Linked DNA regions of Homo sapiens: region 1 is linked to region 2. A link is an interaction called in ENCODE POLR2A ChIA-PET data of the cell type or tissue named here. Cell type or tissue: MCF 10A. All regions are shown on one strand. Each heading gives the region's core, and the rest is flanking DNA. Links, peaks and the distances in the headings are about the cores only. Region 1 overlaps PARD3 (par-3 family cell polarity regulator). Region 2 overlaps PARD3 (par-3 family cell polarity regulator).

Region 1 (15,655 bases), core at 7,481-11,480, 92 kb before region 2:
AACTTGAGTTTCTTACCTCATCTCATATACAAAAATTATCTCAAAATGGACCATAGGCATGTACATAAGAGCTAAAACTGTAAAACTTCTGGAAGAAAACATAAGAGAAAAATCCTCATGGTTCTGGGATAGGGAAAGAGTTCTTAGATATGACATCAAAAGCATGATGAAGGAAAATAAAGTTGAAAAATTGGATTCATCGAAATTAAAAACTTTTATACTTCAAAAGACAACAGTAAGTAAATTAAGAAACAAGCTACATTGTTGTAACCTTGGGCATTAAAAAAATAAAAAATACATAAACAAGTCCCAGACTGGGAGAAACACTGGTAAACCATATATCTATTACAAAGACTAGTACCCAGATCTATAAATGACTTACAATTCAGTAAGAAGATAAGCAATCTTATAAAAACGGAGGCAAAAGATATGAATAGTTTACCAAAAAAGAAAGAAAATAGGCTATTAATCAAACAAAAAGATGTTCAACATCATTAGAAAAATGCAAATTAAAATCATAAAATACCACTTCACACTCACTAGGATGGCTATAATAAAAAGGATACACAATAGGCTGGGTGTTGTGGCTAATGCCTGTAATCCCAACGCTTTGGGAGGCTGAGGCGGGTGGATCACTTAAGGTCAGGAGTTTGAGACCAGCCTGACCAACATGGTGAAACCCCGTCTCTACTGAAAATACAAAAAGTAGCTGGGTGTGTTGGCACATGCCGGTAATCCCAGCTATTTGGGAGGCTGAGGCAAGAGAACTGCTTGAATCCAGGGGGCAGAGGTTGCTGTGAGCCAAGATCGCACCACTGCACTCCAGCCTGGGGGAAAGAGCGAAACTTTGTCTCAAAAAAAACTAGACAGACAATAAGTAGTACTGGTGGAGATGTGACTATATTAGAACTCTCAAACATTGCTGGTGGGAATGTAAAATGATTCAGCCACTTTGAAAACCAGTGTGGCAATTTATTAAAAAGTTAAACATAAACTTAGCAAATAACTCTGCAATCTCACCCCTGGGAAATAAAACGTGTCCACAGAAAAACTTGTATGCACAAGTTCATAACAGCATGATTCATCATAGCCCCAAACTGAAAAGCCCAAATATTCATCTACTGTTGAATGAATTAAAAAAAGTAGTATATCTTATAATGGGATACTATGAAGCAAAATAAAGGAAGGAACTATTGATATATACAACAGCATGAATGCTAAGTTAAATGAACAGATGAATGCTAAGTTAAAGAATCCACATGCATGGCAAAGATTTCACGAAGAAGACTCAAAAGCAATTGGAACACAAACAAAAATTGATAAATGGGACCTAATTAAACAGCTTCCGCGCAACAAAAGAAACTATCAACAGAGTAAACACACAACCTACAGAATGGGAAAAAATACTTGCAAACTATGCATCTGACAAAGGTCTAATATCTGGAATCTATAAGAAACTTAAATCAACATGCAAAAACAAACAGCTCCATTAAGAAATGGGCAAAGGACATGAACAGACACTTCCCAAAAGAAAACATACATGTGGCCAACAAGTATATGAAAAAATGCTCAATCAACATCACTAATCATTAGAGAAATATAAATCAAAACCAGAATGATCTCCACACCAGTCAGAATGACTATTATTAAAAAGTCAAGGCTGGGCGCTGTGGCTCACGCCTGTAATCCCAGCACTTTGGGAGGCCGAGGTAGGTGGATCACCTGAGGTCAGGAGTTCGACACCAGCCTGATCAACATGGGGAAACCCCATCTCTACTAAAAATACAAAAAAATAAGCTGGACATGGTGGTACATGCCTGTAATCCCAGCTACTCAGGAGGCTGAGGCAAGAGAAGCGCTTGAACCCGGGAGGCAGAGGTTGCAGTGAGCCGAGATTGCGCCATTGCACGCCAGCCTGGGCAACAAGAGCGAAACTCTGTCTCTAAATAAATAAATACATACATAATAAAAAAATAACAGATGTTGGTGAGGTTGTGGAGAAAAGGGAATGCTTACAAACTGCTGGAAGGAATGTAAATTATTTCAGCCACTGGTGGAAAGCAGTTTGGAGATTTCTCAAAGAACTTAGAGCTACCATTCAACTCAGCAATCCCATTACTGGGAATATATATATATATTCCCAGTAATGGGAATTATTTTTTATATATATATATATATATATATATATACTGGGAATATATATGTATATATAAAATTTATATACCCAAAGGAATATAAATCATTCTACCATAAAGACACATGCACGCCTATGTTTATCATAGCACTATTTACAATAGCAAAGATAATGGAACCAGCCTAGTTGCCCACCAATGGTGGACTGAATAAAGAAAATGTGGCACATATACACCATGCAATACTAGGCAGCCATAAAAAGGAATGAGATCCTGTCCTTTACAGCAACACAGATGGAGCTGCCATTATCCTAAGGAAATGAATGTGGGAACAGAAAATCAAATACTGTACGTTCTCAATTATAAGTGGGAGCTAAACATTGAGTACACATGGACACAAAGAGGGAACAATAGACACCGGGGCTTACTGGAGGGAGGAGGGTAAGGACTGAAAAACCACGTAACCACTACTATGCTCACTACCCGGATGCCAAAGTAATGTGTACACCAAGCCCCCATGACATGCAATTTGCCCATGTAACAAACTTCCACGTGTACCCCCGAACCAAAACATAAAAGCTGGAAGAAAAATAAAAAAGAATCTACATGCAAAAAATTATACATATTAACGGTTCCATTTATATGAAATGTCTAGAAGAAGCAAATCCACAGAAGCAGATAAGCTGGGGTGAGAACACTGCTGGGATTTTTGTGGATAGAAATGTTAAAAGACTAGATTGTGGTGACAGTTGCACAACTCTATGAATTTACTAAAAATTATAGACTTGTACACTTTAAACGGGTGAATTATATGATATGAACATTATACTTCAATAAAGCTGGTATAAAGTATTGGTTAGGATGAAAATGGCAGAGGAAGATATGGGATTTTAAGCAGCACAGGAGCTGAATCGTGTTCAACAAAATTACTTAAATGAAAAAACAGACCCTGTGCTCCCAAATGCAAGCTGAGACATCCCCTCCACCATGTGAAACTCTCTTCATCTGTCCCTTTATTACGCACGTGTGTTTCTGAGGCAGGTAACTCTGGGATTATATTGAAGCTTCTCTCTTTTTTGCTTTTTATTCCTGTAGTCACCACACCTCGTCTGAGATCACACTTCTTTCCTCTTTATATCCAAGTTACTCCATGGCCCTGATCTCTGTTTCTCCTGAGTAGAGGGCTGATGAGGACATCATAACAGTGTTTCCTTATCATTTCCTTCAGCCTCCAAACCTCCAGCAACTGGGTCCCCTGTCCCTTTGACTCAGTCCTCACAACAGCCACACGCCTAGCCAATGGGATCACCAAGCCCAGCTTCTCAGCATCAGCTATATGACTGCTTCTGCATGAGATGCCTCTCCTCCAAATACAGCTTAAAAAATTTTCCTCCTCCTTATTTTATTTAGAGACAGAACCTTGCTCTGTCACCCAGGCTGGAGTACAGTGGCATGATCACAGCTCACTGCAGCCTTGAACTCCTGGGCTCAAGCAATTCTCCCACCTTGGCCTCCTGAGTAAGCTGGGACTACAGGTGTGTACCACTATGCGCAGCTAATTTTAGAATTTTAGAATTTTTATTGTAGTGTAGAATTTTATTCTAGTGATAGGGTCTTGCTATGTGACCCAGGCTGGTCTCTGAACTTCTGACATTGAGTGATTCTCCTACCCTGACCTCCCAAAGCGCTAGGATTACAGGTGTGAGCCACATCTGGCCCCAACTCTTCTTTTTAAATACATTCCACAACTGTTATGCCTAAATATGCCTCTTTAATACTATCATTTTGCTCTTGTTCATACGTCCCATCATAATTCTTCTCTAGTTGAGGGTGCGTGTGTGTGTGTGTGTGTGTGTGTGTTCAACCTGCTCAAAAACTCCAGGTCACAAACTCTGTTCTGCCTCATATTTCTTATGTTTTCAGTACACCTAATCAATTTTTGTTGTTTTTGTTACTGGGCAATGAATGAACAAGCAAACAAATAACCAAAGGAGAGAATGAGTGAAGTGCTGATGCAACAAAGAAACATGTCTTTCATTTTATTCATCCAATTTGTGCATTTTAGTACCTTTTCTTACATAAAAGTCTTAAGTGAGAACTATTCATCTAGCTTTTGTCATGTGGCTCTCAAACGAATTCCTATTTGCATTTGGACAGTTTAAAAATACTGAAGCGTTAGTTCACATTTATACACTTGGGCAGCAATGAGGTGCGACAGAAAAGGCAAATACATTAGTGTCAAATATGAATAACCTTTCCTTGCCCAGCTCTGGGGAGGCCCTGAGCTGAGGAAACAATGTGGCCTTCTGTTTCTATTTAATACATTGAGCAACCACAAATCAAAGACTGTAACCAATAAATAAATACATACCATAGAACATAAACCTACCCAGCCACAGAAATCAGGAAAGCCTCAACATGTGGATTTCCTGAGCAGGGAGAAACACACCAGGGCCTGGTCCACCCAGCAGCAGCAGGTACTACCTGGAAGAACTTTGTGCCTCTTCCATCATCCCCTTCTACCTCTACTCCAGACCTCTGCATGAAGGCAGATTCCGTTCTAAACTCACACTGGTAAAGTTAAGTATTTTGTCTATATTTGCCAAAAAGCAATGTACAAAGACATCTCAATACGGCCAATATCTAGAGAAGAAATAGACTGAAAGTTTTCCATACCTAGCGACTCCCACTAGTCACCTGACTATAGGTCTGGACTGGCTCTACCTCCTCCAAATTATTTTTCCTTTAGTCAACTGAATACTGAGGATGTCTTGTCATATTTTGGCCTTTTCCTTCTCAATGCAAACCAACCACCAGGAAAGCTAGAAACTCTTTTTCTCTCTATTCTAAAATAACAAGTTTGGAGAGCAGAGAGGAAATTGTACAACTGGCAACTTAAAAAAACAAACTAGGGGCTGGGATTGGTGTGGTGGCTCACGCCCATAATCCCAGTGCTTTGGGAGGCTAGGGCGGGAGGATCACTTGAGGCCAGGAGTTTGAGAGCAGCCTGGGCAACACAATGAGACCTCATCTTTATCAAAAAATTTAAACATAGCTGGGCATTGGGGTGAGGATACAGTCCCAGCTACTTGGAAGACTGAGGTGGGAAGATCTCTTGAGTTCAGGAGTTCAAGGCTGCAGTGAGCTATAATCGCACCACTAGCATTCCAGCCTGGGTGACAGAGCGAGACCCTGTATCTTAAAAAAGAAAACCCCAACTGAAACTCAGGTTACTCCAGTTGTATCCAAAAGCGGAGGTTCATCCTAGCCACAAAAATTTCTCAGTTTGTCATATTTGTTTTAGACATCCACATATATATACATGTTCAACAAAATTTATTAAAATAGCTTTATATACTCTATTCTTACAGGAAAAAATATATACATGAGATATTTTTTCCTTTTGACATACACTAGTGTTATTAATATAATCTTAGGCAAAAAAAAAAAAAAAAAAAAAAGAACTTGTTCATTAACTACAAAGAATCAACTTTTGGTTCCTGAACTATATTACTTCCAGAAGTCACACTACTGGAAATATATTAGTTACCTCTGAAGGTCACAAAATTTCAATCAATTTTAGAATGTCAGGGCTGTCTATGGCATATTCCAAACCTCGACATTCAAAGTGGCAGCTGTGGCTTACAGATGATCATCTTTCAGGTCCATCTCTAACTGACGCAATTTCCACAGGGCAGAGATGTGCAGAAAACTTGTATGAGGCAAATGTCTTCTCTTGAATGTCTCTACCACTCCCCCTAAACAGCCACTCATTGTTCTCTGACATGGACAGATTTGCTTTAAATCTTCATCTTTTTTTTTTCTCTCTTGAAGCTCTCTTGCTTGTTAACGCCCTGACCTTCGCATCTGTGCTCAGATGACAGCTAATGTCATCTGCTCCAACAATGCCGACTATTGGCAAGGAACATAAGCACGCTCAGTGATGTCACTGAACTCATTAGGGATATATTTGACATTCTGGCCCAAGAGAACATACTTATTAAACACAACCTTAGTGATCAGCAGTGTGGCCTGTTGATAGTAAAGTAAAACAATACATGTTTTGTCCTCCTATAAAAATAGCACTTTGACCAAGAAATAGGCTTTCTGTTCTTATCTCCTTAATTATAGCAGCAAAGCAAACTAAGAGATAACTTACATACCAAGAGATAATAGGCCGAAACACTCAGCGCTATGTTAGGCGCTTCACAGAACTCGAATAAAGGTCCAAATATTAATCAATCATTAAGCAAATACTTCACTTTCCCAATCCTGGTTTGAGAGCAGAGTCAGAGGTTAATGCTGCTGAGATAATATTACCAGATACCACGTCTTATAGGTATTCAATAGCAATATCTAAATTATACTATTAGTCCAGATATGAGATATTTGGGGGACTGATAAAACTCACAAAATGTTTCTTCCAAGGACTCCAGTCAATTGCAATTTTATGACCCTATCTATTTGGTAAAGATGACTGGACCTGGATATGACAGACAGAAAGGGGAGCTTGAAAAGGTCACAGTAACATCTCTGCTCTGCAGCGTCACAGCACACACCTAAACAGTTTAGGAAACCTGGTAAAACACGGCCATGTGGGCTTCTCTTTAGACCTCACGAGAGGCAAACCTTTAATCAGGACTTAAAATCCCAACAACTTATCTTCTGAGATTTTTCAAACAAGATGACTTTTATACACGTGAATGAAATGTTCCTCTTTTATAGAACAGTATGTTGGAAGAAAGTTCAACACGAAAATCATAAAGGAATATTGTGCAATACAAACAAGAACTTGGTCCCCAAATTACAATATAGAGAAAGTAACTGGGAAGGGTAGGTAGGATTGTTGCCTCCTGGCAGGTATAGTCAAATGTTTTCCTTTTTTCTTTTAGAGACAAAGTCTTGCTGTATTGCCCAAGCGGGAGTGCAATGGTGTGATCATAGCTCACTGTAACTTTGAACTGCTAGGCTCATGCAATTCTCCCATCTCAGCCCCACAAGTAGCTAGGACTACAGGCACATGCCATCACGTGTGGCTAATTTTTTAATTTTTTGTAGTGACGAGATCTCGCTATGTTGCCAAGGCTGGTCTCAAACTCCTGGGCCTCCAGCAATCCTCCAGTCTCAGCCTCCCAAAGCTCTGGGATTACAGGCCTGAGCCACCGTGCCCGGCCCATCCTCAAATGTTAATTTTTTTTTTTTTTTTTTTTTTGCCTAGCTCCAAGTAGGCCCTGAACTGAGGAAACAATTTGGCCTTTACATTCCCTTGGACTCTCTGTGTCAGAATGGAGTGCCCTTGCCTCCCGTAAACTCTTCAGCCTACTACCCCATCAGGCGTGTAGCCAGATATCCTCATGTAGCTAAATCCATGGACATCATTCTGTTACATCTTAAGCATCTCTTAGGTCCGCTAGAAACAGTGGACTGCTGCCTCCTTCCTGTCTTGGTTTCTATAGGACTGCATTCTCTTGATTTCTATTATTCCTGCTACCCCATCTCAGTTTCCTTTGCTCCTTGTCGCTTCTGTACTGATCTCTCAACACAGGAGATTCCCAAGGGCTCAGAACTAGCCCTTCTCTCTCTTCCATTCTCTCCCTCGATGATATCGTCCATTTCCATGGTTTTAAATACCATCTGCATGTTGATTTCCACATCCATAACTCCAGTCTACATGTCTTCTCTGTCCACCATATTCACATATCTAACCATTTGCTTGACATCTCAAACTCAGCATGTTCTAAACTCAACACTTACAATGCTCTAAGCCTGTTTCTCTTGCTTTCTGCATCTCAAAAAGCAGTGCCCCAGATATTTAGTTGTTCAAGTCAGAATCTTGCCAGTCATTTTTTATTTCCTACCCAATAAGCATCAGGTCCTATAGGCTCTAGGTTTAAAATCGCTCTCTCGTCTATTTATTTCTATCCCATCCCACCTCCTAGTGCAAGCCTCCATGATTCTGTCCCAGGAGCAGCAGCAGCTCCCTCACACAGGCTTCCCTGCCTCAAGGCTGCCCACTGTGCTGGATATTCACCTACTGTCTGTCTCTGAGCTCCAAGGTGGCCCTTTACACTCTGCACTGTGATGTGGGAGCTGCCTTCTGCAGTTATTATCTCCAGTTACCCTGTGTTGCCTTTTTCTTCTACTTCCAACACCTGTGTAACCAAGCCCCTATACTAAATCTCATCTGTTTGAAGTACCTAGTGCAATTTCTGATATAACTACTGATATAGAACTACTTTGTAATCAATTTCTGATACAACTACTGATAAAACTACTTTGGCTGATGTAACTACTTTGTAATCAATTTCTGATATAACTACTGATACGTAACTACTTTGTAATCAATTTCTGATATAACTACTGATACATAACTACTTTGTAATCAATTTGTGATATAACTACTGATATAACTACTTTGGCTGATACAACTACTTTGTAATCAGTTTCCCTCATAAAAAGCCATTGGGATGTTTCAAAATTATGAATCAGACTATGCTCACAATCTAAAGAACACTATATGGCTCCCTATGACATCCGGAATAAAATTTCATATTTTAGCTTTGCCTCGGTAGGTTCATCTGCCACATACCTCTCTGATTTCTTCCCATACCACTCAACACACTGTAGCCACACTGACTACCTTCTAGTTTCTGGCCCATGCTAAACATCTCCCAGCCTTTTGCTTTGTCCACATAGCTCCCTTCTGCCTGGGTGGCTCTTTCCTCCCTTCTCTGCATGAATGACTTCTTTGCATCCTTCAGTACTCAGCCAAATGTCATCTTCCCAAAGAAATTATTCAGCACCTTGATTATGCTCTTATCATAATGTATTACAAAATATTTATTCATTTATTTTATTTTTTAGTTAACTCCCATCCCCCATGCTAGAAAAGGCAAGGACTTTATTGAACTCACCACTATGTACCCAGCACAGTGACCTCCAATATATATTTGCTCAATGAATGAATGAATGAGTAAATGGATATCATTCTTATGTTTTTGTAAATGAATGACTTTCAAATACCACAAATAATTGGTAAAAACAGAAATAGCTCTCTTTCTTATAAAAATGATTTTGCAAGGCAAATTGATAACATACATGCACTTTATGGAGAAAATAACTTAAAAATACTAGTCCATGGCGGATTCTTTAGAAATTGCTTTATTTACCAAGTTTTGTGCTATTTGTAAATTTTCCTTATCTATTTGCCAAAGCAATTTCTCCAAGGAACTCCATGAATCTGACAGTAATTAAGTTACTATTAATTTTTTAAAAATATTCTACAATTCAGATTACTAATTTAGTTAGGTCTTTCTCCTGCTTAATGTGAATTTATTAAGTTTTGCCATATTTTCTTCATTCATTTTTTAAAGGTAAAATTATTATGTTATAGAACTATAAAAGCTTCTTAAATTACTAGGTTGAAATTCCCAACAAATCTTCCTGGAACTATAAAAGCTAATGTCAGGGCTGAAGCATCGGAGAGATTTGCAGTCAGCCCAATTCTGCTGCTAAACATGACAATGACTTGGGTGAGAATCAGCTCATAGGTTGGTAAGATTCTAGGCATGCTTCCAGAGTCGACCACATTGACTTTTTGTATAACCTCATTCAAATTGTTTGCCCTTGTCGTGTTCTCTCCTACTCATAGATATTTTTGTGATGGATATGGCATTATTTGCAATTGGTGGCTATTTGTGGATAATTTGCTTTTTTTCCCCAATTCATCTATGTGTTTATAAAACGCCACATTAACTACCACTGACGTTTAGTTACTGAGTTCTAATGACTGACATAAACAAACAAATGTGTGTGTGTGAATGTGACTGGCATGAAATTGGATCTTGCCGAGTTCTGACTAATGATATCCACTTGTGGTCTTACTGGTCTGAATGTGAGTCAGGTATGCATATGTATGAAGAAGGAAGGTTGCAATAATTGCTCTGGCTTTTGCATGTCTTTTATATTTTACATTGTACTAAACGATTTTGATTTGTTCTCAGAAAATGTCTGACAATATCCAGTTCAATGCATTTTCCAGCTGAAATGTTTCCAAACATGGTATTTCTCTCTAAAAATATCCAACCATATAAGTATATTCAAACACTTTTAAAAGTATTTGAATTAACAGAGATACCGAGAAAACTCTGCACAACTAAAAGGGTGTCACTAGGACAATGTCATCTTCTCTATAGCTGGTGAATGCCAAATGTTGGAATCAGAGTTTAAAAAGACCTTGGAGATTATACCTAATCCAACCATCTATTGAAGTACAAGGCTAGTTTTGGGGTATGTGACGGCTATAATATGGGTAACCTACAGCTTATGATCTAAGGAAATGGGGAGAGAGAGCACTTACTGGAGAGATGATGACTAAATTTCACAATCTACACAGCCTACTGTCTGTCCAGTGATATCCATAAAAGAAAACTGCATCTGTAGTAATAGACACCATTTACTGGGCTAAACACAGATATTGAAGCTTATTTTTTTATTTCCCACTCTTATTCCATTTATTTCAGTTTCCAGGGCTGCCTGACCGGGACTACTTTAATACCACCTTTACTAAAGTTTTCCACAACTATAATAAAGAACACGTAACACATTTGTGTCAATACAGGACTAAAGATAACAACATTTTCCGATAATGAGTATATGACAAATAACTAAAAGCTTTAATTATAAAAATATTCTTTTCCTTTTAGCAAGGTAGAAACCTTTTGTTGCGCTACTGTTGTTTTTCCTGTTTGGTATTATGGAAAAATTGTCTTGCAACCCTGACCGCCTTGCAACAACTAGTTTACAGGAAGGAACAGACCTAGACCCATGCTAGTACTCAAGACGGAAAACGTTAACAGATGTCCAAATCTCTTAAACCAATGTGAAATTTTCAAAAGTTTTAGTGGGATTCAATAAGAAATAATGTGGGGCTAAAGACCTTCACAATTCTCTTAGCACCAATCAAGTCTATTCTCCAATAAGTCTGGATGACTGCAACTCTTTTCATCAAGGGAGTGCAGGGGGAGAGTGAGAATTAGGGTTCTTAAAAGGATGGGGAAACTAAGAATAATTTAGCTCTTGGAAAATATTATTCCCAATATTTATCAAAGTTGACGTTAAAATACCATAAAATTAGATCCTCTACAAAAAGAGTGTTTAAATTTATCCGAATAACAGAGAAGCTGTAACGGACAGATGCTGAGGTCAAGACAACTAGCCTTTTACAGCTAATACAAAACCTATTACAGCCCTCGATACACATTGCTGGGTTGTGAGAATGAGCATGTGTCTGTAAACTCTTAACCACAGATGAGAGGCTTGCTTCCTGAGGGTTTTTAGTTTCTTTTAAACAGATGGTCCAAAGTGAGGATGAAGGAAGCTGTTTTGATCCATTGTGTAGGTACAGAATGTTATCTTTGTTTTGTTTAAGCACTACACTGCCTAGAGTTAAATAACTGGGTGAAAATTCTCAGCTTTAACTTTGAAGCTAGAGCACATGGAGACAAAGTGTTTGATAATTTTCTTCAGTGTATTTGCATAAATGTTTACTCTCCTGCAAATATGAATATAAACACAACTATTCTTATTTATTTAGTTAAGGGTTAGGTGTACTTCTATACGCACTGTATATATATTTTTTAACAACCATGATAGTTTTTTGTAGAAATAGGAGAAATGCTGCTGTTTAACAAGTTTAATTAAGGATGGGGGAAATACTCATATGTAAATTTCCATACAATATCTCAAACAGCTTTCAAAAGGCAGGAAGTAAATCTTCCTGACACATCTTTTGATTACATAAACTATGAACATATACAAGTGAATATAACTCTGAAATTTTGATTTACTCAGGGACATTTGATTAGGACATTATTCTGATATATATTATAACCCCACATTACATTGTTAAAATAATAAAGCTCAAAGTAGTACTTCTCCATGTACGTAGGATTGGGAATTAAGCATGTTGTCTTTTTAAACTTAGCATTTGGATGCAGTATTTTATATGCGTCTCCTGGCTTGGCTTCACACTGGTAAATGGTGTTTCATCAGGCCAAATGATGGGAAGGGTGGTCCATGAATTTAGTTTATGAATACTGACATATTTCAACCCACAAATAGGAATATAACATTGCATCAAAATGGAGCAAAAAGAGAAAAAAGCAGCAGCCAATAGGAAAATCTAGATGAACTAAACAAAGGCACTTAATTTAATAATGAAAACCACTCCAACTTACAATGTACTGTACTCCACCTCTAGCCATTGAATTATTAAAATAAATGCATATTCAGATGTTTCCCAAAGATGCTTTCCTTCTCTTTCAGATTCAAAAGAACGCCACTCTAATCCAATACAATTCTTTTCACTCTGCATTTCAGCAGCTGTCTTTCCTGATTTCTAATCAAAGCTGATGATAACTGGCTTTGGCAACAGACTGTAGTATCCCAAATGAGTAATTAAGGCTATAAATGTGCTCACTTCTTCCTCAAAACCCAGGGTGCATTTCATAGCCTAACAGATTCAGGCTCAACAAGGCTCTCCTGGTTGTTTTAATTTGGTCAGAATTTTTAATACATTAATAAAAGAATAGCTGAGGTTTTGTGTTAGCATTTTTCAATAGCTAGTTCCACTTAAACAATACAAATGTCAGTAGGGCTAACAAACTCCCTTAGTCCCAAACATCTCCCACACATAGGGGTCCCAGACAAAGAAGCTGGTAGCCAACAATCGGTTTTGACTAAGAAAGAGAAATACATGCCCTTAAAAAAAAAGCCTAAGAAAATATTTTGAAAATCACAGGAAATGCTTTTTAAAAAACCATGCAGTGCTGAACACTTTAAAATCTCAGAGAAACAGTGGTGACGGGAATAGACACTCACTTGGAAGATGACTCTAACCTGAAGGAATACGTCTCTCTTCTAACTCACTCCACCTCCTATAAGAAAGATTCTGAGTAACTCATAAAATGGAGGAAAATCCTAATAAATCCACTGTGTCAACCTGATTAAAAATAAGCAGCATTTTTTCCAGCTCTTAATAACTGCACTGTACAGCCATGAATATACATGGTTTTAAATATACATAACTTCAGAATAGAAATTTAACACTGACATATTTTATTTTAAACTTTTTTTTCTTCCTCATGCCACCAGTTTAAGAGCACTGACATATTTTAAAAGGAGAATAGACCTTCATTACAAATACAGATGGGTATTTTAAGAAAATAATCTAAAATAAGAGAAACAGTTCACCATTTCGGAATTTGTTTGCTTACATGCTTGACATGATTTGTTTTAAGTTAAATCGAACATTTTATTTAAGGTCATGTGAATTCTTAAAGAGAACTGGTGAATTACTAAGCTCTGATAGGCCATTTCTTTAATCTAACACCATCCTGAGGCTGGCAGCCCACTGAGTGCTGAGAGGATAAGCAAAAAGAGAATGTGGAGAACAGCTCTAGGCACGGTGGCCGATGGAAGGGTGCTCACTGGCTTCTTTCTGAAACAGCCTGGTGGACATCAGTACCAAAAGCGGAGCCTCCGCCTTGAGCAGAGGGCTCAGGGGAAGAAGTGTCAAGGCAGAGGCAGACACAGACTGAGAGAAGTGGGCTGAAGTCTACTTTCAGATGGAATCCTGGTTCCCCTAAGATCTTTCTGCTAAAACCAAAGTTTTTAAAAATTGGTGTTTGTGGGCCTGGTATGGTGGCTCATGCCTGTAATCTCAGCACTTTGGGAGGCCGAGGCGGGTGGATCACTTGAGGTCAGGAGTTTGAGACCAGCCTGACCAACCTGGTAAAACTTCATCTCTGCTAAAAATACAAAAAAGTAGCCGGGCATGGTGACGTGTGCCTGTGATCCCAGCTACTCAGGAGACTGCGACAAGAGAATCACTTGAACCTAGGAGGTGGAGTTTGCAGTGAGCCAATAACGCGCCATTGCATTCTAGCCTGGGCAATGGAGTGACACTCCATCTCAAAAAAAAAAAAAAAATTGGTGTTTGCCTTAAGTAGAAATACCCTACCATCTTTTGATAATATTATCTGAAAATGAAAAAATATGAGTATTTTTAGAGTTTAAAAATATTTTATTGGCAGGAAATAGGATAGATCATGGACATCTGTCATAGTTCATTTTAAGTTGTTACAAGATAGTAGGAAATTGGATAAACAGAAGCAGCAGCTAACAATCACTGAGCAATCCTATGTGACAGGAACATTCTCAGTGATTTAGCGTATGACCCCCGTCTAATTCCTTTAGGTTGTTTAAGGCACAATTATGATTCCCTTTTACAGACCAAGAAACCGAGGCTTAGAGGTTAAGCAACTTGATCGAGATAAATCCATAAAATGAAAGATCATGCAGCCACTTAAAAAATGTTCTCGTAAGAGAATACAGCGTGGTCTGGAAAGATGTTCGTGACTTATTAGGTAAGAGGGCACATTACTAAAGAGTTATGTAGAGTATGATTTTATTTTCAGTTCTGAGTAAGTACAGATGTGCAAATAACTGTATGTGTCTAAGCATATACTCTAAAATATTAAAAATTATTGTTTTGGGGGCTGGATGATCTTTTCCCTTTCCTATGTTTTGTAAGTTTTATACAAAAAAGTATCACTTTCATATTCAGATAATTTTAAGCTTTAGTCAAAGGGATCATTCTATTTTTGTATTCAATGATAACAATTTTCAGGAGTTTTAGTTTTTCAGAAGGCATGTGAAATTCTGAATAGCAAAATCTTTGACAGACAGGCTTTTAATTATAGCTGCCTTGAGGTAAGGTGGGATTTTTGGATTTGGTGAAAAGAAGTTGCTTTAAAAATAAGAAACAGGAAGCACCATAAAGAGAGGGCTTGTTTTGCTTCCTGGTGGAGATGTCTTCTTGGTGGCACACCCAGGAGTCAGCCTCCTTTTCCCCAACCTCCCCCTTCCTGTCTCCAGAGCAAGATTTTCTGAGGAGAGGTAAACAGTCCCTCCCACCAAGCAGAGCTCAAAACTATAGAGAGAAGGACCTCGAGCAGACAACACAGACAGAAACTGCCTGAGCGTGCACCACCAAACAAAGAGACGCTCAGGGGTGAGGAGCCCACACCCTGCACACACACATCCATGAAACCAGTGTCAACTGAGCAGCCACCGTCTGCCAGCCGCTGTTTCGGGGCTTGCAGACACACAGCTTTACAGGACAGATGGGGTCTCTGCTCTCCTAGAGTTACACTTAAGAGGGCAGAATCAGAAATAGAAAAACACAGGGATGAACAGGGCAATGTGAGATATGGATCTATGTATAAAAAGCATTCAAGAGGGACCATGCGCTTGAGAGGACGTGTCTGTGGTGGGGCTTGGCTTGTGCTTTAGACAGGACATCAGGTAGACCATGCTAAAGAGGAAACTCTGAGCTGAGCCTGGATAACAGGAAGATGCCAGTCATTTCAAGATCCAGAGCAGGACACCCAGCAGATGAAATGGCAAGGGCAGGGGCACTAGCAGCCTAGGACTCTACATTTGGCCTAGTCAAGGAGTGC
Region 2 (15,655 bases), core at 7,790-11,789:
ACCTGAACATGTCTCCCAAGCCCTTCAGCATTCCCTTCTTGGCTTTCATTTTATCCTTCTCCTTATCTCTATCTTTCTTCTTTTCTTTTCCAGTTTTATCCTTTTTTCTATCAGTCTTATCACCTTTCTCTTGGTTTCCATTCATTTGTCTCTCCAGAGAGTGGGAAGGCTGATCACTGGCTGTGGATACAGACTCTCTCCCTGATCTTGAACTTTCTTCTGTGTCTTCTTCCACTTGGAAGGAAAGAAAAAAAAATAGGGACACAGTGAACCAACGCAACAAAAATAATAAAGCTAAAATACATTCAAGGACTTTACTTTCCCACACTTTTACTGCAGTATGGCCCTGCTAGCAACATGGACTGCAATGCTGTTTAACTTTGAGTAGAATTAAAATGGAACATGTGATGTGGATGCCTCCTACGTGAAGATCGTGTGCCAAGTCAGTAGCAGCAAAACAGCAGCTTCCTGGTGGGATGCTGATGCACCCACAGAAACACCCTCTAAGAATCAGATTGTACACTACTAGGGGGGTGCCAGCAAGACCTTGTTATACAGCGCAGACCTCTAAGGGTCCCGTGTACTATATTTGCAAGATGAAAAGAAAGAAAATAAGCAGGCCTTCCCAAAGTGCTTCCTTTCTTCTTGGGTAAGAATAATGCAGATACACTCTGGCCCCTCATTAATTTGCTGGACTACACCATTCAATGTCAGCACAAGGACTTCTTTCCTTAGGCTCCCAACATATCCTGCTCACACAGAAGAGCAGATTATTTTGGCTTATATCTACAACAGATCTGCACAGCCTCTGTAACTCTTCTTTGCATAAGGCCAACATCAGAAGTAAATGCTACTATATATTCTAATCCTAAACAATCTTGCATGCCTATCTGCATCATGGCGGCTGAACAGAGGTAGAGGGAGCCATGAAAATGAGTAAATCAATAAGTGCACTTCTCTGGACTTTGCAGATAAAAGATCTGCTTAGTGATAACAATATTCCATTCCTTGAACCAACACTTCGTAAGCACATGGTCCAAGGGCACTTCAATACCCCAAACTTTTTGCAGTTGAAAGAACGACAAGTAACTGAAGTAAGTCTCCCCCTACCAAAAGAGCTTAAACATTTCTCTATTAAATAAGAAGCAGAGAGACACGTATGAACATCCACTCTCAGAAATCTTTCTTTCGAGACTGGTCACCTAAGGTTCTCCTCCAAATACAATGAGAATTATAGGGGGCCATAAGGTTAATTACTCCGTGAATTCTTAAGTCATTTTTCTTTTTCCAGCATCAACAAAGAAAGTATAGATCATTATTTCTGAGTTTCTTATAACAAAGAGCCAAACAGAATGGTTCGGCCTCTTCCCAAACTTTTGCAAAGAACTGACCTCCAAATCAAGTTAATATATCCTCAGTAAAATTCAGTCCTTCCTCTCTACCAGCAAGGAGCACTTTCAATAGCAATACACAATTATCGTGGGTATAATAAGACCAGCTAAAAGGGTCCCAATATCTTAGATTTCTGCTATTAAACCCTCACAAATCTGAAAAGAGACTATCAAATGGTGGTATAGCTACGCCCAAGTAACACAGTTGTGTTTTTTTGTTAAAAAGCCAGCTATTTATCATAATGCAAAAAACAAAGCTCAGAATTTTTTTATTTTTTTTATTTTTTTGAGGCTGAGTCTCGCTCTGTCGCCCAGGCTGGAGTGCAGTGGTGTGATCTCGACTCACTGCAACCTCCGCCTCCTGGGTTCAAGCCATTCTCCTGCCTCAGCCTCCCGAGTAGCTGGGATTACAGGCGCCCACCACCACGCCCAGCTAATTTTTTGTATTTTTAGTAGTTTTGTATTTTTAGTAGTAGAGTTTCACTATGTTGGCCAGGCTGGTCTTGAGCTCCTGACCTCGTGATCTCCCCGCCTCGGCCTCCCAAAGTGCTGGGATTACAGGAGTGAGCCACTGCACCCAGACTTTTTTTTTTTTTTTTTTTTCTTCTTCTTGAGACGGAGTTTCACTCTGTCACCAGGCTGGAGTACAGTGGTGTGATCTTGGCTCACTGCAATCTCCACCTCCCGGGTTCATGTGATTCTCCTGCCTCAGCCCCCCAAGTAGCTGGGACTACAGGCACACGCCACCACACCCAGCTAATTTTTGTATTTTTAGTAGAGATAGGAATTCACCATGTTGGCCAGGATGGTCTCGATCTCTTGACCTCATGATCCACCAGCCTCTCCTCCCAAAGTGCTGGGATTACAGGGGTGAGTCACACCCAGCCCAAGCATATAAATGACTTCAGAAACGTTAGCCTTCCTCTGAACTGCGAGTTATCTCATTGTAAGCCATTGTCTTCCTCCAAAGGACATGGTGGCTTTTAAGAAAATTTGCTCCTTTTCCTCGCTATTAAGATATAAATAGTAATTGTGCACGTTTATTAGAAGAAGCCAGTTACAACTAGAAGGACATAGTGAAAATCCATAATCTTACAAATAATACTGAGTTCAGGCTATAATTTTTTGTGGTGTACACAGAGCAGGGAAAGAATATCCTGGCAGTTGGCCCAAGGGCTTACTAATTATGTGCAGCCTTTTCAAATGAGAGCTCCCCCAAAGAATGTAAACATAGCTCAAGCAGGGCTGTAGTGTGTTGCTTAATGCCCTTGAACATGGCTGTGTTCTATCTGCTTGTGAACCAGTACTTCAGGTTTTTGAGATATGGGTGTGGCCACAAATGTGAGATAATTGACCAAATAATTACAGAACAATTCCCAGAAGTTCTCTGGAGCTATAAAAACCTAGGTCTATTGGTATACTCAAACTAGATAAATGGAAGCTAGTGAATTTTGTATAATTCCTGCATGGAAACCTCCTTTCACCTATACTTCCAAAGCTCTTTATTTGTACAATCTTTTATTATTGCACTTCTCATATGATATCACATACATGTCTCCCTCCCATTCTCTAAGCTCCTCAAATGAAGACTGTGGGGCAAACAGCAGCTGCTCATAAATGGCTGCATAAATGAAAGACTTTTGGTAAAAACTGACTTGTGACTTTATCCTGACCAAAACTTTATCTAATCGCCAGGTATCACCATTCCTCTAGCTTTAGAAAAATGCTTACTGTTCTCTCATCAAGCCTGACAAGACTAGCCACAATCTGACTACAGTAACACTAGGTAGGAATGCTCATGATATTTGGTTTAGCTCTAATTAGTTTCTGGTATATTTTCATGCTATTATTGTTAGTGCTGTATGCATCATTTAATAGATTTTACGACCCTCTACAATGTCTGAAACTATAAACAGAAAAATGAGCTCAATAAATGTAAATGATTTAGTCTTCCACAGCAACCATTATCATAAATCATGAATGGAACTATCAGTAGCGATTCTGTTAGTTTTCTGCCTAATAGTTTTGGCAGAAGTTCAAGGGGCATATGTCGGCTCTTGGCTTGGGAACAGAATAATGGCAGTGCCTTCACAACTCACTATATGCTGAAGTCACGTTTGTTGCCAATTCTTTTCATATTCAAAATAATTTTCTGGTGTATGTAACACAACTTATTTTCTAAAGTATGTGAAATAAAGTAGTATGAAATCAATTATTAGCTTCAGGTTTTGTAACCTCATTTTATAAAATTAAAAGTCCTACCTCTGTTTCCTGCCCCAAGCCAGTGGACTGTTTAAAATGACACTTGCACATTGGAGGATTCTTTATGCTTGTTCTGAACATTCTAAATTAGATAATACATTATCACAGAAACTCTTCTGGGGGTGTACTGATTTAACTAATCCCTTTGAATGCCAACTAATTAAAAATATTTAGCAATATGTAGCTTCATATGTACAAACATAAGATGTTCTTTTAAAGTACTGAATTATATATACTTCAAATTCTGAAATTATTTGATAGAGAAAAATCTTTATCCTGCTCCTATGCAGAAATATTGTAGTTTCAAAAGCTCAAATAAATTGGTTACACATGCTTAATTTTTGAAAAAAATATACATATTCAAAGTCACTGATGTACTAGTCAGATTTTAGGTTTTAAAATAAATCTGTACATTTAATACTAGCTTTATAATTAGGTACATAAAATATCTTTATTCCCTTAAACGAACATGCATATAAACAATTTTTCAAGTAAGAAAAGTACTAGTAATATATCAGCAATAAATGGCTTGATCTATTGTGTTCATACAGCAAATTACAAGGTAAGAACTAATCATAAATTTACATTTAGATAATGTACTATTTTAAGTGCTATATACATTTCTTGATTTTTTTCTCTTTAATTTTGCTCATTTTGACAGACTATTTGCTTTCCTTTTGCAGATACCCTACACAAAGAGCGATGATTATCTCCTTCCAAACAAATAGAAATTTCCATTTTTGACAACATTTCTGCCTGTTTAAACCTGCTCTATGCACTGAACTATCAGCTATGTTTCCATGTGATTACCTATAAAGATAGGCACTTTCAAGTTTCTTTTTTTAAAGAAGGTGTAGCATGAAGCTGCTTATTTCTCTTTAATGTGGCAGAGTCATTCTGCAATTAAGACATACCTAATTACCATGTTTTCAACAGATGCAAATGGAGCTCAATTAAAATTCTAGTCCATGTTACAAATTAAGGCACTCAACTCTGAAAGGTATCATGTTAGGACTGGATCACCAACAAGTTTGGAAAAGATCGGGCATTTACGTGTTAATGATGATGGAGAAAATGACTTTGGGTTTTCATTGAAGTGCAAAGTTCTGCAGCTACTGCCATAAATAATCTATTTCTATCTAAACTTTACAAACATTTTACAGTCAAGGTTGACTCAAAGCCTCAAGGTCATTAGAGTCTATTTCCCCCCCCCATTGAGAAGTGATGCTACTGTTGATACTATAATTTCTGTTGGCCGCTTATCCAAAATCCATTTCTCCCTTTATTCTTCCTAATAGAACTCTGTGTCCAGGAATGCAACCTAGCTCCAAGGGGTGAATTCATTATTAAGTTTATGGATGCCATACCCCTGCAGACTTGCCAGTCCAAGGTTATCAGACCAAGAATGGCCCCGTTGGACTCAATGGACATATCCATGCTTAGGGAGAGGGCTCATTCCCTTCTGTTAGACAGCAATAAGACAGTAAAAGGCCTCTGAGCCCTAAAATTACCCTATGGATAGCTGAATTATGGAATTATTTTGTGGGTAGCTGACTCATGGATAGCAGAGCAGAAGGGGCAGAAAAATGTTGGGTCTTTGGAGAAATCTCTCTGAAGAACTCTAGAACTCAAGTTATGTAGGAAAATGTATTTCCTTATTGTTTGAGTTGGTCTGAGTTGCACTTTCTATTACATATAGCTGAAAGCATCCTAAAAGGTACACTGCATAAAGCAAGTGTTAGAGCAACTGTGGAATATCTATTGTGTTATTTGTCTTAAGTGTATAATTTAGCAGTAAATATCATTTTAGGTAGCTTTGGCAATTTTACTAGATTTAAATAATTTGTTTAGATTTGCTACTAGATTAAAATGAATTGTTCAATGGGTATAAATAGAGATATACAAAACGAAAATATCATAGTATTACTTTGTATTTAAAACTCAACAATACTCTCCTCTGAGGGAGAGGCCCCAAGAAGCATCATTAAATACTCACTGAGCAATTAAATGAAGGACTGAATAAGCAGCCAACAATATGAAGAACTGCCCTTTGTTGCACCCATTTAACTATGAACTACCTTAGAATTAGGAATACTTAGTAATAGGAACACAGATACTTGAGCAATTTACAATTTATATTGAAAGATAAAGGATGAAATGTAAAAATTCTACACAGGGTGACTCAGTCTTCACAAGCTATATTCTTAAAACAAAACTTTTAAGTTAAAATGAGACATTCAAAATAGAAAATTTCACTGGATTTAGTAAATCCACTGACCACTACCAATTTCTGTTAGTGTTAGGTAAAAAGATAATACAACTAAATGAGGACTGGACTTTCAGTCGCTGCAAACTCCTGCATAGGAATCAAGAACGCTGGGGACATAAATATTGTTTTTATTTCTTATTTTGGTGGAACACTTTGACTTTGGAAGAGAAAGAAAGATGTAGGAAATGAACAGCTAGTGATACACAGATGGTGTCGAATAACATGATCTGCTCTTCTGGACTCTGACTTTTAACATTAGAATGATGAGCTCTTGGCAACAGAAAAACTTAGCTTTTCCTGAAAACCAAAAAAAGGAAACCACACACACACAAAGCTGGCATGAAACAGGAAGACTTTAGAGCTTTTAGACTAATACATGGGGTGAGAATAATAACTGATATGATGAAGACTGTGAGGAGGTAAAAAAGCTATGAAGGAATCAGGTGACATTTATTAGTGGTATTGTAGAGTGGTTTCAGCAACTGGGAGAAAGTTCAAATAGATGACTCCTCAGACACTCTACTCTAAAAATAGCTCTATTTCATTTTTAAAAAACCTTTCAATATATGTGGGTGAAGGAAGAAAAACAATAGGATCACTCTTTTAAAGAGTTATTACCAAAAACCTTTCTTCACTTTTACTTGACATTCTAAACTTCTCTTTAACCCATCCCCCTCAAATGAAGCAGGTAAAATGCTCCCACAGATAATGGTAGAATGTCACCTCCATTATCCCTCCCTTCCCTAGACAATGTTGCAGAGCAGGCACAATGAGGGTCACACCCTCAATTTTCTGAACCTTCGCAAATTCGCTTTTAGTGTCCAACTGATTTTAACATTCAAATGACGGCCCACAGTGGATGCTGTTTTCTGTCCATGGGGACAATTTAAAATGAAGCTGAAGGCTTTTTAAAAACCAATTCTGACCGAAAGGGCTGGCTACACAATCGAAATGACAGCATTCCTAACCCTACAGTTGGAATTGCCACTGAGAATTTTATTTTAATCAAGGAGTGAGCTTAACGTACACAACGTCTGTTTGAACAACATACAAACTATTATTTATGGTCAAAGAAAGAGATTTCAGGCCACTGCTCAGACTCTTTTGAGTGAAACACAAAAATTAACAGCATAAAAATGTTTAGAGATTATAAAATAGTGAATGGCTAGCAATGCTTTACTTTGCTTTTGTGTGTGTGAGGAATCAGAATGCCTGCTTCCCAAAAGCGAATGTTCTTACCTACCATGAAACATAATCTATATTGAGTGATCCGCAAAAATTTCCTGATGTTAAAAAAATAATTTATACTAAAAAGTCTCGGATGCACTGTGTAGAATCAGCTGGAGCTTAAGAAAAACTAGATTGTCGGGGGAAAAGTTTCTTGGAGAAGGAAGATGACAGTATAATATACACACATTAGAGGGCTGGGGAAGAAAGAAGATACACCTCACGAAGTGTGCACCGCATGGCACAGGCAAGGGTAAGCACGGACACTTGAGGGGCTGTGAGAGTCAGAAGGTGACTGCAGAGCTCACTGGGCACATCTAGAGACAGGAGGCCCAGTTGGGAGACACTAGCAATACCTTCTGATATTAAATAACGAGGGTCCGGCCTAGACTGCAAGTAAGGGGTGAGATTAGATTACATGTGGAAAGATTAAGAAAGCTTGGTAATGGAGTGGTGACACAGTGAGATGATGATTCCAAGTTTCTGAGCCTGGAAGTGCTAATGAGAGAAATCACATCATCATCATCATCCATCTTTGTGTGAGAGACGCTAAGCCCGTAAACAGTTTCTTCCTTTGCTCTGGTACTGCCAAGCATCATCGCTCACCTGGATGATTGTACTACTATCACAGAAATTAGCTCCTTGCCCTGACGTTACTACTTATCATCCCATCTCAATAAGCCACCCTCTACCCCAGAGTCCCATCATATTATTTTATTTGAAATGCAAGTAATTTAAAATAGTCTGTGGTTTGCTGTCTACATCTTTTTTTTTGAGATGGAGTTTTGCTTTGTCGCCCAAGCTGGAGTGTAGTGGCGTGATCTTGGCTCACTGCAACCTCCGCCTCCCGGGTTCAAGCAATTCTCATGCCTCAGCCTCCGAAGTAGTTGAGATTACAGGCATGCAGCACCACGCCTGGCTAATCTTTGTATTTTTAGTAGAGATGGGGTCTCGCCATGTTGGCCAGGCTGGTCTCGAACTCCTGATCTCAAGTGATCCACCTGCCTCAGCCACCCAAAGTGCTGGGATGACAGGCACCTACATCTTAAACCTCACTCCTCACTATGCTCTCACCTGCCCCATACACACCAACCTAACAGAACTACTGCAGCCCAGAGATGGCTCCCCATTCCCTATGTTCCATATTTCTCTGTGCATCCAGTTGAAGACTCTCAAGCAGTAACACTCAACTCGGCCAATACCTCTCTTCTGGAAATCTCCTCCTCTACTTTCCTCTCCTCCCTAATTCCACATCAGCTGGGCACCCCTACACCACCACCCCCTCCCCAGTGTCACACTAACTTACACACTACAATGGAACTGAACCACACTCCTTATCAAGTGCTCATTTATCCACTGGGTTGAATCATCCCCCAACCCCGAGCCCTTAGGAACTAATAGCCTAAATATCAGACTTTAGGTACACACTCTGCAGTAGTTTTAGCGCAATGGGCTTTCTGTTTGGAAGTGTGTTTCATATTCTAGAAAAACCACAGGACTGAGAATTAGAAGATACGCATTCTAAGATTCAGTTCCTAAGTGTAATCTTAGTCAAATATATAGATACTATTTCCTCTTAAAAAATGGGGCCTGGTGCGGTGGCTCACTCCTGTAATCCCAGCACTTTGGGAGGCCAAGGTGGGCAGATCACGAGGTCAGGAGTTCAAGACCAGCCTGGCCAACATGGTGAAACCCCGTCTCTACTAAAAATACAAAAATCACTTGGGCATGGTGGCACATTCCTGTAATTCCAGTTACTTGGGAGGCTGAGGTAGGAGAATTGCGTGAACCAGGACCTGGGAGTTGGAGGTTGCAATGAGCCAAGATTGTGCCACTGCACTCCAGCCTGGGCTACAGAGTGACACTCTTTCTAAAAAAAAAAAAAAAAAAAAGTTAGAAATGAGGATTCTATCATTCAAAACACTTCAGATGTCAATATTCATTGCACTTTCTGCTAAGTTACATTTTACCTAGAAAAAGAAATGCAGAGAATACCTTTGGTTATTTCACAACCATACACCCATACTATGATCAGAAACCTCCTAAAAATTAATCGAAGCTCCCTTTCTTAAACTGCAGGTTAAGTATATGTATCATTTTATTTGCATAAAATGATGTGATAGGTTATTCTTCTTCTTAGCATTTCAGAACAAGTATTTTTATAGATCAACATCCAATTATCCACTAAAATGGATTAACCAAATAGGAAACAGTTTACAAAGTACTCTGACTTTGAAATCTGATCCCAAATTCTTCCACAATAGATTTACTGTAATCCACTGTGTTTTGCTTATGATAAAATTATACTTAGTTTGCATTATTTTTGCTGAAATAGGTGGTGATGAAAGGTGGCTAGAAGTGGGTAGAATACTGAGAGTAGAAAATGAGATATCAAAGGCAATATGTTATTTCATAGCTAATAAAACAATAACAAAATTCCCCTAGAAGCTCTCATATTAGTTGATTTAATAATGTAAATTCAGTTTCTTCAAATTTCATACTGAAAACCTAAATTATGTGTATTCTGGAGCAGTGCTTTTCTCCTATCTCTTAATAAGAGCTCTATAGGAAATTATGCAAGCTACCTACTTCATGTTTGAAGACAATGCCTTCATGTTTGCAAGGCACAAAGTTTGTCACATTTAAAATTCTGAACTTGATATATCTTAAAATCAATAGGTATAATTAATAGGAGATATTTAGTTTTGCTGTTTCACTTCCTCAACCTTAACAAAAAGCTGTTACAAAACTGAGTGCAGGGCTTACAATTTCTGGCAACTTTTAATTACGAAAAAGTAGAATTAATGTATTTTTTAAAAGAAAACAAAGCAATCTTACTGCATGCATTTTCTTGGTAGCAATAGAAACTGATTTATCATGGGGAGGAGAAGTCGCTTGCTGAGAGCCAGGCTGGGCATGTAATTTGCATAGAAGAGGGAGCAGATTGTCAATGCCCTGACCTGTCAAACACAGGTAGGGCCTCGGAGATAATGGGTCCCAGAATACAAAGCTCCATCTTGATCCAGACAGACGCACACAACATGGAGAGGCCAGATGGATTAAATGAGACACAAAAATGCTGGCTTCTGCCATCTCCACAGGAAGAATGTAAGTGCTGCAGAAGATGACAGATACCAGATACCACATGGATCCCACCCCAGTCTCTTGGCCCCATTGCTGTGCCCATGCCATGATTTCCACACTGCTGAGAAGAGGCCAGCCTGTTCAGTGCCATGAATATAGTCACTGGGGAGGGGCTCGACCCAACTGACAAAAGCAATCAACCATGCCTACGCCTATGTGTCTTACTTGTAAAGAGGAAAAGTGCCACATGATGATAGAAATCAGAGCCTGCAGCACGGTGCAAGGAGCTCTCTGTTCCTGCTGACCTCCATAACTAGCTTTTCCACAATGGCTCAGTCTCTAGCCACGCATTTCCAGGGTGCACTGCATCCTCAGGAAATGTCCCATGTGACAAAAAGACCATCTGCCTAGACGAGGGTCCTCTTTTCAGATCCAGGTTCAAGGGGGATGTGGCTTTTTAATTTCTACGGGCAGCTGTAACTGAGTTGGACCATCGGGACAAGAAAGAACCCACTTCCCCTGAGGCCCACTTAGCACAGACAATAGAAGATGTTGGACATGCAGCCAGGGGACACATAGCTAAGGGACAAGCCCAGAAGGGCAAAAATGCAGGAGCATAGCCACAGAGACAGCAAGTCCAGAGACTCCGCTGTGCAGGTCCACAAGCCAGACGCTGAAAATGGTGTGGTTAGGAAGCCGAAGGAGGGCTAACTGAGCCAGCCTTCTTTCCAAAGCTGGAGGCAGAAAGTGCCTTCGCGTCTTCAGTTTTATGTAAGCTGACAGCCACCAGCAGTAACACCACATTTGATAGACAATTTTTTTTTAAACAAAAACAAAGAGTTTGCTGAAGTATTGAAGATCTAGTGCATACAAGGTCCAGTGTGGGATACCTCACTCACCCACTCATCGATTTGGCAGACATTTATTTAATTCTATGATTTGCCAAGCTTTGTGTTTGGTAATGCAAGATGGAAATAGATGGGGTGTTTTCCACATGGGCCTCGCAAAAGGTGAGGGGGTTAGCGTGCCAGAAGTAGGGCAGTGAGGGGGTACATAGAATCATGGAATGTTAAACTAGGAAGGACTTCGGAAACCATCTAAACCATCTAAGCCAGAACTTTTACAACTTTTTCCTAAATACTCAAAAACACCCTTTTTAAAAACTAAAATTTACAAAGGATCCCCATGTACAGAAGTGAGTAAAACAACTGTGAAGGTGGTGGTGGGGGGAAGGTGACACTGGTGGCCTTTCCCACTCTCCAAACCCATTGAGGTACTGCTCCTGACCAGAGATCACAACACACCAGTTGAAAGTCAATTATCTAGTCCAAATCTTCAGTTTTACAAATGAAGAAATTAAAGCTCAAGCAGTTGAAGTTTTGACTAAAATCCCAAATTACTTAGAAGAATGTAGAGGAGGATGCAAGTCACCTGAATTCCACTTCTGTGTTCATTCCACCCTATAAACACGATTTCAACAACCAAAATTGGAAAAGTTTGGAATTTACAATAGTTGCCATTCATTTGCCATATGCAAAGTTCAGAAGACTGGTATGCAAAAAATAATAAAAACAGGACTTTTGAAAAATACAACATTTGGTGGTTGTAGGTGCAGCGTGTTTTAGGGCACCTGCCACACGTGTATTTCCCAGGTCTTGTCCAGAACTTTATCTTTGGTTTGCAAATTGTAATTTGCCTATCCATGTGTTTCATTTCACTTTTTTTCTCTGAAGGACAGATACATGAATGAACTTTAATATACTGTTATTTCTCATTTTGTTTTTTAAAAAATAAGTTTATATAGGGACAAAATCAGATGTCCATGTTGGTGGGACACTCTGGAGGCTATCCCTACAGAATTAAAAATATACCTTATATTCATATGTATTCTATCTCCTGTTACATTTGAAATGAGTGAAATATTATAAGAGCAAACTGCATTTTTTAAGGAAAATTAAATAACATTTTAACCAGAACAAGAAAAAAGTTCAAAAGCATCATTATAGATACTTAAAAAATATATATCAAGGGGCCAAAGCATAGTAATTTTTGATTAAATATACACCCAAGACAGAGAGAAGCAAGCTCTATAATTGTCAAGTAATATTGATTAGGATGGCAAGGAACCATTATTACAAAGAGAAAAAACTCAATAGGGTCGAAAGCTTATATGACTCAGGATCTTGGAGACCAGGTTTGGCAGCAAAAATAGTAAATATGCTCCTCATCCTGCAAGAATGGGCTGCATATATTCACAGCCGGGAGGAAGAGGTGGGCCTGGAGAGGACACCAGGAGGCTGCAACTGGGTCTGGAGAGGCTGACCTAAGGAAGTTCTGGGCCTGGAGAGGCCGCCAAAAGGGAAAAACTGGGCCTGGAAAGGCCCAGTTGTGAGGAATCTGATCATAGTGACAAAACTGCCTGGATTTAGATGGAGAATCAGGTGGAGGTGGAGAGAAGTGTAGCAATCCTCTAAGTTATGCTTCGCATATTACATTATGACAGAAATATTCATCTTCCCAAACGCATTATATGTATAAGCATTATACGTATAAGCAATGTATATTAACGTATATATACATATACATTATATGTATATGTATATATTCTCAAAATGTGATCTTTATTACTTAAAACTCTTCTTCCCACGAAAGTCTTTCTTAGGTATATGTGATAGAAGTGGTCCACTCAAATGTTGAATTGCAAGTAATTTACAATCTACACAAATTATCTCTGGTCTCTGCCTTAGTTTTATTCTGTGGTCCCTCCAACTATTCGTACAATAGTTTGATGGTTGAGTCACATTTGAGGTTAAAACACTAAAAGGTAAATTAGTAGTTATGAGCAATATAAGATAATCAACAATTTTCACTATTAGGACTCCTAAGCCCTTTTGCTTCTTAGTAAATATATCGGTAGAGTTTTTCCATTACTTTTTAATAGAATGTTTACTTTAATATAAGAAATGTTTAACTCTCTGGAAGGATATATTTGTACCTATCTATAAATTATTTTTTATTCAATAAACCATGGAAAACATTCATATTAACCTTTGACTTTTAATAATCTTGGCTTTAAATATTTTGCAATTTCAAAATAAACACACATAAATATAGCTTGCTAGTTTAGTTATAGGAAAGAATGAGTAATTCCTGAAAGCAAAAAAAGAAAAAAAAAATGTTTTTAAGATCACAGATTATTACAGGTACTCAATGGAGACATCCTATTTGAGACACTACAAAGTAGTGGTTTTCAAATATTTTGATCTCAGGATGACTTCACACCCCTGAAAATTATTAAGCACTCCAAATAACTTTTTTATATGTGGATTATATCTAGCAACATGTACTGAATTAAAACTGGGAAAGTTTTAAAATATTACTTTTTAAAAACAAGCAACTTCGTGTTAACAGAAATTACATTTTTTACCAAAAAATATATATATTCCAAAAGAAGTGAGAACAATGGCACTGTTAAATATTTTTTCAGAATTTTTAGTTTAATATTGGCCTGTAAGACAGATTCTCATATCTGCTTCTGCATTCAATCTAATGCAGTATCACAGGACATGTGGCCTCCAAAAAACCCCAGTGTATACTTATAAGAGAATGTGAGTAAAGGGCAAATAATATCGTCTTATTATGAAATAAGAGATTATTAGACCTCAGAGATCTCAGAGATTACCCTGAAGAATCTTAGAAAACTCCAGGGCTCCCTGGAGCTCACTTTAAGAAATAGAGTCTAATTTTAATTATTATTCTTTCAGCCATTATAAACTTACAGGTCTCCATGCCTTCATCATCATCATCTACCGCGGGTTTATCATAAGATTTGTCGATGGCAGCTCTGAAGCTCTCATTGCATCCCCTGCCTCTGATTATCCGCGGCCGTGGACGATGGAAAGGAATATCCCCATTCAAAGTCACCTCGGCAACTGCGGTCTGCAGACTCTCCAACGAGCTTGACTTCTTCAGACCCAGGGAAGGACCCACATCTCTGCTGGGAGAACCTGGGAGGTTTACAAGAAAAAAAATGTTAGTGTGAATTAGTGAAAATTATGTACCTGAATATGCACTGTCGAAAACTTCAGGTACATAACAATTATTTGCTCAATGATGAGTTCTGGAATGCAGATGGAAAAGACAAAGAATAAATGAAGTAATAGTTGCTAATTTTTATTTTTCCCAAACTTATATTAGATTTGGTCTATTTTCTCTCTTTGCATTAGGAAAAACTCTAAGTCATTACTTTTTAAAAAAAATTTCAACAGATGAAATTGTTGTCAAATCGTTTTGCTCCGGTAATAGGAATAATCTAAAAGAACCAGAATAACCTGGAAGCTCATTTGAAAAGCAAGGGAAGATGAGGAGAAGGCTAAGGTCAACAACCAAGAATAAGCTTTGCACTTAATTAAAACCTTTTTTTTTTTGGCAATTTAAAATTCTTTAGAACAGAAGCTAGACATGCACATCAATGTGCATTGTCAAGTCTCTTCCTTGCTAAACTGCAGACCCACAACACTGCATAAGGAGTAAGACCACGGGGGCCAACATGTCACCAAAACAGTTAGGGCAACCTGGCAGCAGGCAGAAACCCAACCCTGGGAAATATGGATATTCTATAGGAAGAGTAACACAAGCTTTGAACGGAAACAGATTACATAAGGGCTCTCTCTCAGAGGGAAATAAAAAAGGAGAGACTGGATATGAGTACTTCTATCTCTAGGCCTGGGAACAATATGTTTGAAAAACAGGTGATGGACAGAAGAAAGACGACTTAGCAATTAACCAGAACATTTCATGAGGATGACAGGGACAAATTCCGGGAATTAAAAATTTGGCTCTATTTCCTGAGGATCTAGGGCAGAAGGACCCAAGATAATACCAATAGTACCAAGTTGTGGAAGGCAATCAAAACTGATTTCTTTAACCAGGTAAGACAGCCTCATCCATCACTGCCTGACCTGATACTCAAAGGTAGACTAATTTAGCTTCCGGATGACTGAAATACCAGCTCTGCACCACCACCTGGGCAATCCAGGTTATAGAACTGGTTCTTCATATATACAGTTAAAAAGACAGGTGAAAAAAATAGAGGGTAGGAGAAACAAAATAGTTTATCTCTGCATGGGGTCATCAGCCCATATGTTGATCATGTTATTACCCAGAAGACAAATAGTTGTGACATAGGCTTTTCACAGCTCAGAAAATAAAATAGAATTAAAATTACACTGAAAGACTCAAAACAAAATTTAATTTTTTAAGATTCACTGATGTTAAATGAAGCTATTTTGGGTAAGAATAGATATGTTTAAAATGTAGTACAAACAGGAAGGCAAACACATGATTCTAATGAAGAAATAATATTCCACAAATTGTTGTGCTGGAAAGAAAAAGATGTCATATTTAGCTTTCTCAGTGCAGG

The links. ChIA-PET counts read pairs that join two places held together with the same protein. Peaks named below come from ENCODE experiments on the same cell type or tissue, not always from the same donor. Only the 100,000 strongest peaks of a DNase experiment are listed, where the experiment ranks them.
Region 1: POLR2A ChIA-PET joins it to region 2 with 5 read pairs; 3 of 35 experiments call an interaction of 5 or more read pairs at or near these places.

The regions. Positions count from the first base shown.
Region 1 is chr10:34,225,696-34,241,350 of GRCh38, forward strand. The region is part of intron 22 of PARD3 (par-3 family cell polarity regulator); the gene reads right to left. Among named protein-coding and RNA genes, the nearest start is that of LINC02629, 330 kb to the left of the region's middle. In MCF 10A, for the core only: no CTCF peak of the experiment used is centred there; a DNase peak (open chromatin) is centred at 9,976.
Region 2 is chr10:34,317,105-34,332,759 of GRCh38, forward strand. PARD3 (par-3 family cell polarity regulator) reads right to left here. Exons shown (of 25, transcript NM_001184785.2): 19 at 14,013-14,240; 20 at 3-234. Among named protein-coding and RNA genes, the nearest start is that of LINC02629, 420 kb to the left of the region's middle. In MCF 10A, for the core only: no CTCF peak of the experiment used is centred there; no DNase peak of the experiment used is centred there.